2 separate regions of the Mus musculus genome follow, and region 2 is linked to region 1. The links are chromatin loops, found by intact Hi-C in ENCODE. Cell type or tissue: heart. All regions are shown on one strand.

Region 1 (8,000 bases):
TGGCTGTACTCTGGGAAGAGCAGTCCCTTCACCTTCCCCGGGCAAAAGTGGAGCTAGCACTCCATGCAAAGACGCCTGCGAGCCAGCCCTTAGGGATGTGAGAACCAGCCCCTCGAAAGCTGCAGCACTTAGGAGAGTGGGCCCTTTACTTTGACTGGGCAGCACAATGGTGCTGGCTCTGGAGGTGTGGGTGCGGGTGAACCATCCAGAAGGCTTGAGAGCCGGGGAGCTGACCCTACCTCCTGCCGGTGGTGACATTGGTGGCTAGATAACTAGTCCTGGTCCAGCTCAGCTACCACCCAGGTCCAGATCTAAGGTTCTGAATTGGGCAACTCCAAAATCTTTATCATCTGCTAAAGGTTGGGCCTCATGAAAGGGCCAGTTCGGTTGATCCAAAACTGCAGGATCTCCGTGACACAGGGCAACAACAGGATGACCAGGAGGACTCCCGGTGAGGATCCCATATTGATGGTGTCACCGGAGCCAGAGATCTCAAACCAGACCAATGACTCACCACAGTGGACATTTGCAAGAGAAGATGTGTGGACAGAGGGATGTACTGTGGGACACACTGTGACACACTACAGCGTCCACAATGAGATGATCGCTATACTTTGTTTATGTTTATGTCTCTTTCTTTTAGGGGAGAAGGTTACAAGTTTCGCAGGCAGATATGAGGGGACCGGGAGATGAGAGGGACTAGGTTGCAAGATATGAAATTAACAAAGAATCGATAAAAAGATTTTTTTAAGGTCGCTAGCCTTACAAAGGGAAGAATTCTCTTCCTGCCAGGATGAAATCACAGGAAGTAGATTTATGTCTCCACCTGGAACAACTAAGCCGGAATAAAATACGTAGATGATGAATCCCGGACACTCGGGAGCAAAGGGCAGTGAGACACGCCAGATGAGAGCCACCCCGTGCACCTGCTGAAGACCTAGAGCAAGACTCCAGCCAGATGACAGCCCACGCTGGGCCTTGGATGCCTTCCTGAGATGAGGAGACAGAGCTGGGGCTCCAAGGAGGCTGGGGAAGCAGTCGGTAGGACCGAGAAACACAGAGAGCAGGCTCTGTAGTACTGACTACTGAGGTCACCCACCGAGGAGAGTGCCCGCCGTGCCTACCAGCCAGAGCAGAAAGTCTCAGAATTCTTGGGCCTCAGCAACAGGGAAATTACCTTGTGTTTAAATGCTGATCCTGGCAAACATGATAAGAGCAAGTCAGAAAGAACCAAATTATTCCTAAATCACTCAACCAGGTTTAGAATAAAGCCAACGTTTATAGCATAAAAAAAAAATCCAGTACCCAAGAAGGCAAATGAAATTGACAACACCTAGCATCATATAAAAATCACTAGATAATAAAAAGGAGGAAAATTCTAGTTATCTTCATATTTTACTTATTTAATTATTTTTGTCTCTGTGTCTATGGTGCTGGGGAACGGCACCCTAGTGCTTTGTACATGAGAATACTTCCCTACAGGAAATGTTAAAGGAAGTTGTTCAAACAGGAGAATATGGGATGCTAGATCCACATAAAGAAATAATAAGCCAACGGAAGTAATAACTGTGTGGGCAAAATAGAACGGCTCCAGTTACTTAAATCACTTTAAAATACAATGAACTATTCAAAGTTGCATAATAATGCTTGATGACTGCAGTGTTCTAAGTCGAGAAAAGATATGTGTCAGCAGCTCAGAAGCCATTGGGGCACAGTGGGGCACAGGGGGGCACACTGTCATGCACTTTTACACTCTTTAAATTTATTTTTAGCTCTCTCTTTCTTTCTGTCTCTGTCTCTCTCTGTGTCTCTCATTGCGCGCGCGCGCGCACACACGTGTGTGTGTGTGTGTGTGTGTGTGTGTGTGTGTGTGTATACTGTCCATAGAGGCCATTAGAGGGCATCAGATCATCAGAGCCCTTGAAACTGGAGTTACAATTATGAGCCACCATGTAGGTGCTGAGAATTGAACCTGGGTCCTCTGGAAGAGCAGCCACCCCCTAGTTCTTACACTCCTGATAAGCGGTATGATATCGCTGTGGTGCTAATGTATATAGTGTATACATAAAGCAACTCCTAGAATCACACTGACCTAACTAGGAAGCCAACACATAACATCTAATATAATTATAGAAAGCCCAGAGAAGTCAGAAAAAGAGAAAGGGGAACAGAGGACAAGAGGAGGGACCAGAGAGAAGGCTGGCTGGCTAAGAGAGATTGCTGTGGAATCGTGAGAACTGGAGTTGGAAGTCTGACGTCTACATAGCAAGCCAGACATCCTGCACAGGCCTGTGACCCAGGGAGACGGAGACGGAGACAGAAAGGTCACTGGGTCCTCTGGGCTTCCAGCCTAGCCAGGAACGTGCAAGCCTCAGGTTCAGGGAGAGAGCCCGACTCAGGGATGGAGAGAGACTGAAGAGAACAGTTAGTGCTCTCTTCTGGCCTTGTGAGTGTGCACAGGCACATTCAGACCTGCATATAAATATGTGCACACACTTAGACACACACACATACAAATAAATAGATCTTTATAAAAATAACAGGTAGAAACAAAATAGTAAAATTATATTAAATGCAAAAGGCCTAAAGACTTCAATCTAAAAGCAGAGACATTCAGATTGAATAATTTTTTAAAAAGAGGGACTGACTTTTGAAAATTTTTAAGATTTAAAAAGTATATGCTATTTAAAAGAAACTCAGTTTTAGTATTAAGAAACATAAATTAAATGTGAAATGATGAAAAAATATAACAGGAGCTAGGTAGATTACATCTCCTTCATATTGTGATCCCCAGCACCTTAGACTGTGATTTTTTTTTGATTTTGAGAGAGTGTCTCTGTGTGTAGCCAAGGTTGAATTCATGATCCTCCTGTCTCAGCCTGCCAAGTGCTGGGATTGGATGTATGCACCGTCACAACGGGTTTACAGCTTTATGTCGAGTGGCTTCTACTTTCTTGTGTAAGATTCTCAACACTGCCACAATGAACATCTTTAAATGTCTTTCCTCTTTCATTAAAAAACCTTTTAAAATATTTTTATTTAGTGTGTGTGTGTGTGTGTGTGTGTGTATGAAGCAAGCACAAATGCGGACGTCAAAAGACTGCTTGCTGGAGTCATTTCTCTCCTTTAACTACATGGGCCTTGAGAATCAAACTCAGGTCATCAGATTCCATGGCTCCTTTACCTGTGGGGACATTCTGCTGTCCCTCCATTGGCATTTTAAAATTTCATTGAGAATTTCATAATATGCATACAATGTATTTGGTTCATATCAACCCCCGCCACTCCAACTCCTCCCATACCCTCCTTGTGTCAGTTCTCCTTCCCAACTCCATGTCCCCTTTCCATGGTCCACTGAGTCTTTTGGCATTTTTTGGGAAATATTTCTATTTTAATTACCCATGTATGCATGTCTGTGTGTGGGTATGTGCATGTGAGTGCAGTGCCAGCAGAGGCCAGCAGAGGGCGCTGGATCCCCTGAAGCTGGCGTTATTCACAATTGGGAGCAACCTCAAGAAGATGCTGGGAATCAAACTCAGGGTCTCTGCAAGAGAATTAGTGTTCCCAACTGCTGTGCTATCTCTCCAGCCCTAGTCAATCCACCATTTACTTACTTACTCGTTTATTGTTATATGTGTGCATGATGTGTGGAGATGTATGCCAGAGATTGTCCTGCCTCTGCCTCTCAAGTGCTGAGTTGGACTCAGACCTGAACACACACACACACACACACACACACACACACACAGAGTGGGGAGGGGGAGAGACAGAGACAGAGAGAGAAAACGAGAGCGGGGGTGGGTGGGGGTGGGTGAGGGACTGGAAGAATGTAAGCATGAGCCAATGAACTATGTCTATTACCTGCTTTCATTTTTCTTTTGGATTTATCTGTGTAGTCCTGGCTGGCCTGGAATTCACAGACATTCTCCTGCCTCTGCCCCTCAAGTGCTGGGATTAAAAGCATGTGCAGAGATGTTCCATCCTACTGCTTTTTAAGAGCTCTTTGTTTATTAAGGATTTAACTTTAGAGTATCAGGTATCTTAGGGTCCCTTGAGGCAAACCATATGTCTGGAAGTCAGATTCCCAAGAGACTGAAGCAACTCTGTCTCTGGCCAGTGGAGGGCAGCAGTGGGCAAGATTCACTTTCAGATCAGAGGGACCTGCATCTGTGTGTGTGTGTGTGTGTGTGTGTGTGTGTGTGTGTGTGTGTGTGTGTGTGTGTGTGTGTATGAGAGAGAGAGAGAGGGGGGGGGGAGGGAGAGGGAGAGGGAGAGGGAGAGGGAGAGGGAGAGGGAGAGGGAGAGGGAGAGGGAGAGGGAGAGGGAGAGGGAGAGGGAGAGGGAGAGGGAGAGGGAGAGGGAGAGGGAGAGGGAGAGGGAGAGGGAGAGGGAGAGGGAGAGAGAGAGAGAGAGAGAGAGAGCTGGAGCCTAGACGCATCAGCTTCTGCTGTGGAGGTGAGGCAGTGCTCCTTCCCAGCCTGACTAGATTTGAGGCTTCTGTGTCTAAACAGACTCCCTGTGGGCTAAACAGTTAAACAGTGCAGGTTAGTAGGCCTGTGAGGACCCACACTATGGGAGAGGCTTGGGAGCGAGGGACCATCGGGATCTAATGGTCAGATTCTGACGGGCTGCCGGATGTTCTACCTGGGGGCCCAGTGGACAGCAGTTTTGCCAAAAAAAGATGGAAGTCTGAAAGCACCAGGCTCAGTTTGAAACTCTAGGGGTGTCCAGTCCCTCGCAGCCTCATCTCTAGGTCCACAGACCCTAAGGCCACTCCTGCCCTGGAACAAGAGTTATCTAAGACTAATTCAGAGCAAGGGGAGGGGTCGTCTCCTTCCTTTGTCTTCCCTGCTGTTCCCCCAACACTGCTACACTCCAGGTCTGATAGAGGGATGGGGAGCCATTTTCTAGCTAGGGTAACCCTGCCTCTCCCTCAGGCTAGGAGTAAGGCAGGCCCAAGGGGGCCCTCACTTGGCTCATGAAGGGAACACAGAGGAATGGCAACTGTGCTCAAGGGACATTGAGACACTTGCCTCAGAGTTACTAGACTCACCAGTGTGGCAGCAGAGAAGGGCTGGCTGGAATGATATGTGGGCCTTGTGGGGGCAGGGGCCAGCAGCTGAGAAGTAACTCATTCCTCAGGGCTCCCCACAGAGTAGGGGAGGGAGGGTGTGGCTGCAGCTCCCTCCCCTCCATCCCAGGCCTGAACGGATCTAGACTCCTGTTCTCTTGCTTATATTGATAATGACAGCAACTACTGCTGTTTACAGACAGCTGCTATGCTGTTCGCCTCCTACTTAGCTCTTCCAGAACATTCTTTCATCAAATCCCACTTAGGTGATTGATAGGTCTACCATCTCTCCTAGGTGACTGCCAGGTGAGGTGACAGAAATGTGCAGGTTTCTGCTGCTTGCTCCAGGTCACAGTAATAAGTCAAAGTCCTCTACTCACTCCAGAAGGCAAGACCTGTCCTCTGGGACCCCCATAACACTGGTTGTTCTGTACCCAATATCGGGCATCTTGGTGTGCATGAAGGTGCCACTGATTGGAAGAGGTCTAGGAAGGTGAGAGAAGAGGCCTTGGGAGTCTGGCTATCTGGACCACCATCGACACTCATAAAAAACCATTGCAAGGGGCTGGAGAGATGGCTCAGCGGGTTAAGAGCACTAACTCCCAGAGGACCTGAGTTCAATTCCCAGCAACCACATGGTGGCTCACAACCATCAGTAATGGGATCTGATGCCCTCTTCTGGTGTGTCTGAAGACAGCTACAGTGAACTCATATACATAAAATAAATAAATCTTTAAAAAAATATTAAAAAAAAAACATTGCAAGCTTCCTTCAGAGACCCGGGATACCTGGTATCCATGAGCCACAATAAAGATGAAGAATGTCTGAGGGTTTGGGGTGCCTTTGTTCACCCCTCAAGCCATGGTCTTCCCAAGGCTGCACATACCTGCAAGTTTTTTTAACTTATGGACTTCATGATATCTTAGTTATGGTTTCTATTGCTGTGATAAACACCATGACCAAAAGCAATTTGGGGAGAAAAGTGTTTAGTTCCGTTTATAGCTTGTAATCCATTATCCAGGAAAGCAGGGGCAGGAATTCAAGGCAGGAACCGAAACAGAAGAGTGGCACTTAGTGGCTTGCTCCAGGTAGCTTGCTTAGTCTGCTTTCTTTTACACCCCAGAACTGTCTATCCAGAGATGGCACCTGCCACAGTGAGCTTGGCCTTCTCACACTGATCAGCGATCAGGAAAAACTCCCACAGACTTGCCTACAGACCCGTAGGTGTGTTCTGAATGAAGACTCCTTCCCAGAAGACCTCAGCTTATGTCAACATGACATAAAAAGAAGCCAGCACACACAGGGCGGGGAAGAATGAAGCCGATGGGTGCGTGGTGGGGATTGAGGAGGGGAGCCCCACAAAATAGCTGGGGCAGGGTCAGCACAAGATGGGCAGAGGCCCTCTGGGGGTTCTTTAAGCCTATGAGGAAAGAGTGGCATGTATGTACATGGAGTGGGATCGGTTGCCAGCAGCTGGCCTGTAGGGTGGAGGGGAAGGTTGAGTGCCTCACCCCTATCTAGCTCCAGAAGGTAGTGGGCAGAGGGTGTGGCTTTCAGAATCTTATCAATTCTAAAGGAATGTGTGGGGCTACAGCAAACCCCAGCTACAGGCAGAGGAGTGGGGTACGAGCTGAGACCTGTCCTGACTACGGGTGGGGAGCCTGGAAGGGCCCTCATCAGGCAGGCTTGGGCCAAGGCCAGCTTTGAGGTGGAATTGGCAGAGAGCCTTAGGCATTCCTGCCCTTTGCATGAGCTGGCCTTTCCTCCCTGCTGCCAGGGTCCACCCCGGCTTCCTCCTCCTTGTTGGCTCTTGCAGATCAACTCATTGGGTTGGTTCTGACTCTGTCATGTCTCCCTTTATCAAAACACAGCATCAGGGTATTTATTGGTTGAAGTGATGTGTGTGTGTGTGTGTGTGTGTGTGTGTGTGTGTGTGTGTGCTTGCATGTTTTAGACAGGGTTGCATATTCAGACCTGTTTGTCCTGGAACTCACTCTGTAGACCAGACTAGCCTTGAACCGCCTTGACCCTGCCTCCCTCCTGAGTACTGTGGTAAAGGCATGTGTCGCCATGCCTGGCCTAAGATCATTTTTAATTGTCGAAATCCACCCAGTGTATATATTTAACCCCTGGTTCACAGTGAGGCTCAGAGAGGATAAAGAACACACCTACATCAGGTGTCTGGCAAACCTCAGAGTCCCAGATCAGATCTACAAACTCACCATCCAGCTCCAAGGCTGACCCACGTTCCGCTTCTCCACACTGGGGCTTCAGTGAGACTGATGTCTGAAGCTTATGGTGTGTCCAGTCTGTTCCTGGAGCCATAAGTTAATATCTCACGGTCTCAGCTTATCTTGCCCTTGGTTGGGGTACGAGTTACCTTTCTTGCCCCTGTAACAAAATGCCCGACAAAGCAACACAAGAAAGGGGGAGTTACTCTGGCTCGAGGTTTGAGGGTTCAGCTCATCATGGCTAGGAAAATCAAGCAGCAGATTTATGAGGTAGGTGGTGTGGTGGTTTGCATAGGTAGGGCCCCCATAGACTCCTGTGTTTGAGTGCTTGGCACGTAGGGAGTGGCGCTATTAGGACGTGTGGCCTTGTTGGAGGAAGTGTGTCAGTGTGGGAGATGGGCTTTGAGGTCTCAAGCTACACCCAGTGTGGCTCACAGTCTCCTTCTGCTGCCTGTGGATCAAGATGTAGAACTCTCAGCTCCTCCTCCAGCACCATGTCTGCCTGCCTGCTGCCATGCTTCCTGCCCTGATGATGATGGACTGAACCTCTGAAACTGTAAGCCAGTCTCAATGGAATGCTTTTCTTTATAAGAGCTGCCATGGTCATGGTGTCTCTTCACAGCAATAAAACTCAAACTAAGACAGATAGTCACACTGTGTGCACAGTAAGGGAGAGTGGTGGTGCACACCTTTGATCC
Region 2 (8,000 bases), 240 kb after region 1:
GTGGGAGAGCTGGCTGGTATGTTCCCAGATCTGGTGCAAGGTTCCTCCTCCAGGGTTTCGTGGACCCTGCAGAAGTTGGATCTGTCATCCAACTGGAAGCTGAAGATGGCTAGTCCTGGGTCCCTCCAGGGTCTCCAGGTGGAGATTCTGGACCTGACAAGAACACCACTGGATGCCGTGTGGCTGAAGGGCCTGGGACTTCAGAAACTCGATGTCTTGTATGCACAGACTGCCACGGCCGAGCTGGCTGCTGAGGCTGTTGCCCACTTTGAGCTGCAGGGCTTGATTGTGAAAGAAAGCAAGATAGGATCTATATCTCAGGAGGCTCTGGCTTCCTGCCACAGCCTGAAGACCTTGGGTCTTTCAAGCACTGGCCTAACCAAGCTTCCACCAGGCTTCCTGACTGCCATGCCTAGGCTTCAGCGACTGGAGCTGTCCGGAAACCAACTGCAGAGCGCCGTGCTGTGCATGAATGAGACGGGAGATGTGTCAGGACTCACGACTCTGGATCTGTCAGGCAACAGGTTGCGCATCCTGCCTCCAGCCGCCTTCTCCTGCTTACCCCACTTGCGAGAGCTGCTGCTTCGGTACAACCAGCTGCTTTCCCTGGAGGGATACCTATTCCAGGAGCTCCAGCAACTAGAGACCTTGAAGCTGGATGGAAACCCCCTGCTTCACCTGGGTAAGAACTGGTTGGCGGCTCTGCCTGCATTGACCACCCTTAGCTTGCTAGATACCCAAATACGGATGAGCCCAGAGCCTGGCTTCTGGGGAGCAAAGAATCTGCATACCTTGAGCCTGAAGCTTCCCGCTCTCCCTGCTCCGGCAGTATTGTTCCTGCCCATGTATCTGACCAGCTTAGAGCTTCATATAGCCTCAGGCACGACGGAGCACTGGACGCTGTCCCCAGCGATCTTTCCTTCCTTGGAGACCTTGACTATAAGCGGCGGGGGACTGAAGCTGAAGCTGGGGTCCCAGAATGCTTCTGGGGTCTTCCCTGCTCTCCAGAAGCTCTCCCTGCTTAAGAACAGCTTGGATGCCTTCTGCTCCCAGGGTACCTCCAACCTTTTCCTCTGGCAGCTCCCCAAACTTCAGTCCTTGAGGGTATGGGGTGCTGGAAACAGCTCCAGACCCTGCCTTATCACTGGGCTGCCCAGCCTACGGGAGCTGAAGCTGGCGTCGCTTCAGTCCATAACCCAGCCCCGTTCGGTGCAGCTGGAGGAGCTGGTGGGTGACCTTCCACAGCTCCAGGCCTTAGTGCTATCCAGCACAGGCCTCAAGTCACTGTCGGCTGCTGCTTTCCAGCGCCTGCACAGTCTCCAGGTCTTAGTGCTAGAATACGAGAAGGACTTGATGCTGCAGGACAGTCTGAGGGAGTACAGCCCTCAGATGCCCCACTATATATACATTCTGGAGTCAAACCTGGCCTGCCACTGTGCCAATGCGTGGATGGAGCCATGGGTTAAGCGGTCCACTAAAACGTACATATACATAAGAGACAATCGCTTATGTCCAGGACAAGACAGGCTCTCTGCTAGGGGTTCCCTTCCCTCCTTTCTCTGGGACCACTGCCCCCAGACGTTGGAGCTGAAACTCTTTTTGGCTAGTTCTGCCTTGGTGTTCATGCTAATTGCCTTGCCTCTCCTCCAAGAAGCCAGGAACTCTTGGATCCCCTACCTGCAGGCCTTGTTCAGGGTTTGGCTCCAGGGTCTGAGGGGTAAGGGAGACAAGGGGAAGAGGTTCCTTTTTGATGTATTCGTGTCCCACTGCAGGCAAGACCAGGGCTGGGTGATAGAGGAACTTCTGCCTGCTCTGGAGGGCTTCCTTCCAGCTGGCCTGGGCCTGCGCCTCTGTCTCCCCGAGCGTGACTTTGAGCCTGGTAAGGATGTAGTTGATAATGTGGTAGATAGCATGTTGAGCAGCCGTACCACACTCTGCGTGTTGAGTGGGCAGGCCCTGTGTAACCCCCGATGCCGCCTGGAGCTCCGCTTGGCCACCTCTCTCCTCCTGGCTGCCCCGTCCCCTCCAGTGTTGCTGCTAGTCTTCTTGGAACCCATTTCTCGGCACCAGCTTCCGGGTTACCACAGACTGGCTCGGCTGCTTCGAAGAGGAGACTACTGTCTGTGGCCCGAGGAAGAGGAGAGAAAGAGTGGGTTCTGGACTTGGCTGAGGAGCAGGCTAGGGTAGCCATAGCCAGCACTGGTGTGGGGTGGTGCATGTGAATTTTGGGGTGGGGTTGGGGGAAGGGAAGCAAGCCTGCCTGTCAAGGAGTTGGTGTGTTTGTAGGTGCAGGGTCGGGGACAGTGGGTCTAAGAGGCTGAAGTCAGCCTTTTGCAGCGCAGGAATCCACGTGCTGTGAACACAGGTTTTGGGGGGCCTGGAGGTTGAATGAGGAAAACTGAGAGATGGAAGGTGTCCGCGGGGTATGTGACATTCCCAAGATCTTCAAATCCTCAGTAAACTTGCTAAATTCATGAAATGCGTGGCATGGTTGAACTTTTTATTTAGTAGAAATGCAAGGGGCAGAAAGCAAAGCGGGAAATGAAGGTGGAAATTCATGGGCACGCTAGGAAGGAGGGAAGGCTTTCCTAAGCTACAGAACTTGGGGCCAGGTCAAGTTCAGCCTGACCTTCGTGCGCCAGTGGGTCTTTTTGCATCAAGTGCCATAGAGGCTGTTTAGTTTCACTTCTGTGCATGTGATAAAACACCCAGGCCAAATCAACTTAAAGGAAGAAAGGGTTTTTATTTGTTTGTTTGTGGTCCCCTCCTCAACAATTTCAGGTTGCACTCTGTCGAAGTGGGACGTCAAGGCAGAAATTCAAGGCAGGCTTGCTTGTTATTTCACACAGCATTATCGTCCAACCAAGGAGCTCACTTCACAGGCAAGAAGTACAGCAAGAACCATGGAGGTGCCACTTGCGAGCCGGCTTATGCTCAGCCTGCTTTCTTATCGGGTTCAAGGCCACTGCCTAGGATTGGTGTGGCTAACACTGGATGTGTTTCTCCAAATGACAATCAAGACAAGTCCTCCCACAGACATACCCCCAGGCCAATCTGTTCTAGGCAATTTCTCAGTTGCGATTTTCCTCTCAGGTGACTTTAGGCTATGACAGAGTTGACAGCTGAGGTCCAAACAACTGGGAGGCAGACAGATCATTTCTCCTTCCGGGAACACATGAAGCTGTGTTCTCATGTAGTGCATCCTCCTGAGCCTCAGAGAAACACCGTCACCCTGGATGCTCCAGCTGTATGGCACCAGCCACGTGTGGCTCCCAGAGCACCTCGCTCTCGAGAACCCTCGCCCCCGGGCCTTTGCACATTCTGCTTCCTTACGAACAACACCTTTCCCTGAGCACCTGCACAACAGCCTGTAAGGTTAAGCTCAGCCATCAGTCGCTTTCTCCAGAGGTCTGTGCTGAGCTCCCAGCCTGGGACAGCATTTTGGAAGAAAGTACTATATTAAGATTTTTCTCTTTTTCTCCTCCTCTCACCCCGAACCCCAGCCTAGCCTAGCTTTGGATCTCTCTAAGTAACCGAGGATGGCTCCGAACTCCCAATCTTCTTGCCTCCGAATTTCCAGTGCCAGGATTATGGGTGTGTGGATTATCTGGCCCAGCTTTATTTTTCTTTTTCTCTTCAAAATCGTACCTATCTCTGAAGCTAGATTGCCTACTTTTTAAACTATGTGGCTTTCGTATGTTAGTTTGTACCTCAGTTTCCTGCTCTGTAAAATGGAATAGCACCACCCCCCACCCCCAGTATTTTGTGAGACTTAAATGGGTTAATGTGATTGAAAGAATAAGAAAACCACCCAGTTTATCACACATGTGTTCAATAGGAGTTTATTATTACGGGACTGAATTCATAATCTATATTCGATGATAATAATCCATACTGTTCTTGACAAGGACCTGAGTTTGCACTAGCAACTCACTTTGGGGCAGGTGCTCATTACCACCTCTAACTCCAGCTCCAGGGAACCTGACGTCCTCTTCTGGTCTCAGAGTATACTGGCACTCATGTGAACATGCCAGACTTAACACATGCACGTAATTAAAAAAATAAGAATCCTAAAAAAATTAAAACGATGTTTTATATTACTACATTTGTATCATTTATAAGCAAATACTCATATGTTGGAAACATGTGCCCTGGAAGTGTGTTTTACGGCTAGGAGTACTTGATCCTGTGAGTTTGGAGACTGGGTCCTGAAGCAAAGACGAAGACTGATGTCTTTATCCTCAGAGCCTAGTCCTGTCAGCGGAAAAGATTCACATTGGCAAATGCAGCATGCCGCCAAAACAGGCAGAACCCGAGGTTTATTCTGGCTGGGATTTGGTCTCTTAGGGATTATTTTATTTTATTTTTTTAAATTTCCACTTCTAAAAGGCTAGGTTTTAATTAGACAAAGGCAAAGAGACATCTTACAATCCCAGGCTGGATTTAGGGTGAGGTGCGCCCTCTTGTGACCTAATAGCATATTTCTCTTTCTGCGCACTAGCTCCGTTTGTTTCAGCTCCTTAGGATAGAATGGCTGATGTGGAGGTCTCACAGGTCCCTGCAAAAGTGTCTTTCCACTTTCAGACGCAAACACTCTATCCAACACACTCAGCCCACTCAGCCCTCCTTACGGTGTCAATGTTTACCCAAGTCCTTAGCTTCTTCTTCATGAAATGTCAGGCAGCAAGCAATGTAACTTCTGGGGTTTTAGGATTTCAAATTCCAGCCTTGGTACTTACTGTGCATATGATTTTGAGCAGGCTAATTTATTTATATCTCTAAGCTTCCATCCTTTTCATAAAATGGGGTAACAGTACCAACCTCACAGAGCTTCGGGAACAATTGAACAAGGTGTACTAATGTAACCTGTTAATACCAGCACACTACATACGCTAAGTAAATCACTGATATATTAAGCAATGAATCAGAAGCCGGGTGGCAGTGGTGCAGAGGCAGAGGCAGAGGCAGGTGGATCTCTTGAGTTTGAGGATAGCCTGGTCTACAGAATGAGTTCGAGGACAGCCAGGATTACACAGAGAAACCCTATCTCAAAAAACAAAATAAAACAAAACAAAACAAGTCAGAATATAATTTCTTTTCTTTCTTTTTTTCTTTTTAGTTTTTTTTTTTTTTTTTTTGAGACAGGGTTTTATGTGTAGCCCTGGCTGTCCTGAAACTCACTCTGTAGACCAGGCTGGCCTTGAACTCAGAAATCCGCCTGCCTCTGCCTCCCAAGTGCTGGGATTAAAGGCATGCGCCATCACTGCCCGGCTAGAATATAATTTCTAGCTAAGGAATTTGAAGTGAGTTACTAAAACTAAGATGTAGAATTCCCCCAAATGCAATACTAGCTGACGTAGTGAGCCCTTTCCCAATGCTAGCTACTGTCAAATTTGCTCAAGTTTCATGGGTCTCAATAGAAATAATAGCCAGTAGTCGTTCAACCTTATGAACGCCAGGAGGGAGACAAGCTCTTCACAAACTTTGCATATTTTTTTCCCAACAACACTCAAAGGAAGATTTCAGTATTATTACACCCATTCTCCAGACGAGGAAACTGAAGCCTTAGCAGTTTAGGGGAGTATCTTAGTTTGGGATTTCCATTGCTATAAAGAGACACCATACACCAAGGCAACTTTTATAAAGGACAACCTTTAATTGGGGCTGGCTTACAGGTTCAGAGGTTCAGTCCATTATCATCATGTCTGGAAGCATGGCAGCATCCAGGCAGGCATGGCGCTGGAGGAGCTGAGAATTCTTTTTTTTTTAAAAGATTTATTTTATTAATATATGTAAGTACACTGTAGCTGTCTTCAGACACTCCAGGAGAGGGCGTCAGATCTTGTTGTGGATGGTTGTGAGCCACCATGTGGTTGCTGGGATTTGAACTCTGGACCTTTGGAGGAGCAGTCAGGTGCTCTTACCCACTGAGCCATCTCACCAGCCCGGAGCTGAGAATTCTACACCTTGTTCTGAAGGCAAACAGAAGACTCTTTCCAGGCAGCTAGGAAGAGCGTCTTAAAGCCCACCCCCACAGTGACACACTTCCTCCAACAAGGCCACACCTCCTCATAGTGCCACTCCCTGGGCCAAGGATATTCAAGTCACCACAGGGAGGTAGCACAATTGATAAGGTACCTGCCACATGTTCAATAAGGGTCTCAGTTCAGGTCCTCAGCATTCATATAAAAGCCAGGAGTGTCAGTGCCATAGGTAACGCCTGTACTGGCAAGTGGGATGGGGAGGCAGAGACAGGCAGATTCCCAGAGCTCATGGGTTAGCTAACCTAGCTGGATCCTTCAGTTCAGTAAGAGACCCTCACTCTAGTAATCAGGGTGGAGAATGCTCCAAAAAGGGCATTCATTTTGACCTCAGGCCTCCACAGGCACATGCACCTGCATGCACAGTGCATCTATCCACACAAACATGTTTACAAAAGAGGCGTTTGGAGTTTGCTGGAGGCTTTGCAGCTAGGGAGTATCAAGGCATAGATCCCACATTGAAAGCAAGTGGCTGGACTCCATGTTTTACCTACATATTATCTTTAATCTCCCAGGAACCTACCCTGAGATGGAGGTTTTGTTCTGTCACCTAAATTTTACAGCTGAAAAAAAAAAAAGACAATCGTGATGGAGTTGTTTGTTTGTTCAAGGACATACAGATGGGATGTATGAATTGGGGTTTGAATCTATGGCTGACTGACTACAAGACCCACATTTCCAGCTTCCTATTAGATGGCTCATACCTCAAGAGTATTTACAGTGTTTATCATAGGGTTTCTATTGCTATGACAAAACGCAGTGACCAAAGCAACTTGGGGAAGAAAGGGTTTATTCGGCTTACACTTCCACGTTGTAATCTGTCACTGGAGGGAGCCAGGATAGGAACTCCCACAAAGCAGGAACCTGGAGGCAGGAGCTGATGCAGGGGCCATGGAGGAAACGCTGCTTACTGGCTTGCTCAGTCTGCTTTCTTACAGAACCCTAGACCACCGGCCCAGGGGTAGCCCCACCCACAATTGCCTGAGCCCTCCACTATCAATCATTACGAGAAAGTCCCGCAAGTTCTCCCATAGTCCCTCTTATGAAGGCATCTTCTTCACGGAATCTCTCTTTTCTCTGATGACTCAAGCTCGTGTCAAGTTCGCATGAAACTAGCCAGGACCGTGGAACAAAGCAACTAAGTATTACACTAAGATTATTCAGCTACAGGGATTAACGTGTTTCTGACACCCAGGGATTCAAACTCCGTAAGACTAATTTACATAAAAATGGCTAGTATCTGCTATCTATAGTTGGATCCTGGATCCGAATTAACAGTTCTAGGTTTATTGCCTCACTGATGCCTCACATAAACCTGTCACATGAATGCTATTATTCTTACTTCACAAGTGAAGAGGTGAGATATAGAACTCTGCCAAACCACTCAACTAAGTTGTGAATTTGTGAATTTGAAATTGTAGTTACAACAGACAAACTCTCTCTTGCCCAATAGATGGTCACTGTATTCACCCTCTTTCCTTTTTTTATTATTTTTCCCTACTCTCTCCAGCTCAACCCAGGGGGCCCCACGCTTCTTCAGTAGACCCCGACCCCACGCCCTTCTAATCTAGACTCCACCCAGTAGGCGGCACCGTCACCGCAGAACCAATGGAAGAGAATAGTATCGAGCTACACCCCCCCAGGCATTGGCCCTGCAAGATTTGTTCCGGTACCAGAGCGCCTGAGAAGATGAGGCACTCATTGGCTGACGTCATCTGAGAGGCGGCCGATAGAGGAGTGGCCACCGGTGCTCGCGCGTTGCCTTTTGGGAGTTGTGGTCTCAGAGATCGGGTTCCAGGGCTGGCGGCGCTGGGACTATGCGTCCCAGCATCCCCTGCAAGAGCCCGGGAGCACTTCCGGCCTGTTGAGAAGTGGGTGTCTCTGTGGGTGAGTCTGGGTGGCGGATGGGGTGCAGTTGAGAATCAGGCGCTGGGCTGGAGGCTTTGGAGGTGGTGGTAC

What was found. A loop is a pair of places that touch in the nucleus more often than their neighbours do. Peaks named below come from ENCODE experiments on the same cell type or tissue, not always from the same donor. Only the 100,000 strongest peaks of a DNase experiment are listed, where the experiment ranks them.
Region 2: a loop joins it to region 1, with 13 times the contacts of the local background. A loop is called at or near these places in 20 of 42 quality-filtered maps.

What each region holds. Positions count from the first base shown.
Region 1 is chr4:128,854,537-128,862,536 of GRCm38, reverse strand. No RefSeq gene overlaps it. Among named protein-coding and RNA genes, the nearest start is that of Gm33814, 18 kb to the left of the region's middle. In heart, CTCF peaks have their summits at 3,445 (motif pointing right) and 4,088 (motif pointing right); DNase peaks (open chromatin) are centred at 4,090 and 6,706; H3K27ac peaks cover 926 bases; H3K27me3 peaks cover 152 bases.
Region 2 is chr4:128,609,922-128,617,921 of GRCm38, reverse strand. Zscan20 (zinc finger and SCAN domains 20) reads left to right here and starts at 7,824. Exons shown (of 8, transcript NM_177758.4): 1 at 7,824-7,928. Tlr12 (toll-like receptor 12) reads left to right here. Exons shown (of 1, transcript NM_205823.2): 1 at 1-2,476. The coding sequence ends at 2,187. In heart, CTCF peaks have their summits at 4,463 (motif pointing left) and 7,596 (motif pointing right); DNase peaks (open chromatin) are centred at 6,992 and 7,751; H3K4me3 peaks cover 1,096 bases; H3K27ac peaks cover 2,167 bases; H3K27me3 peaks cover 2,555 bases.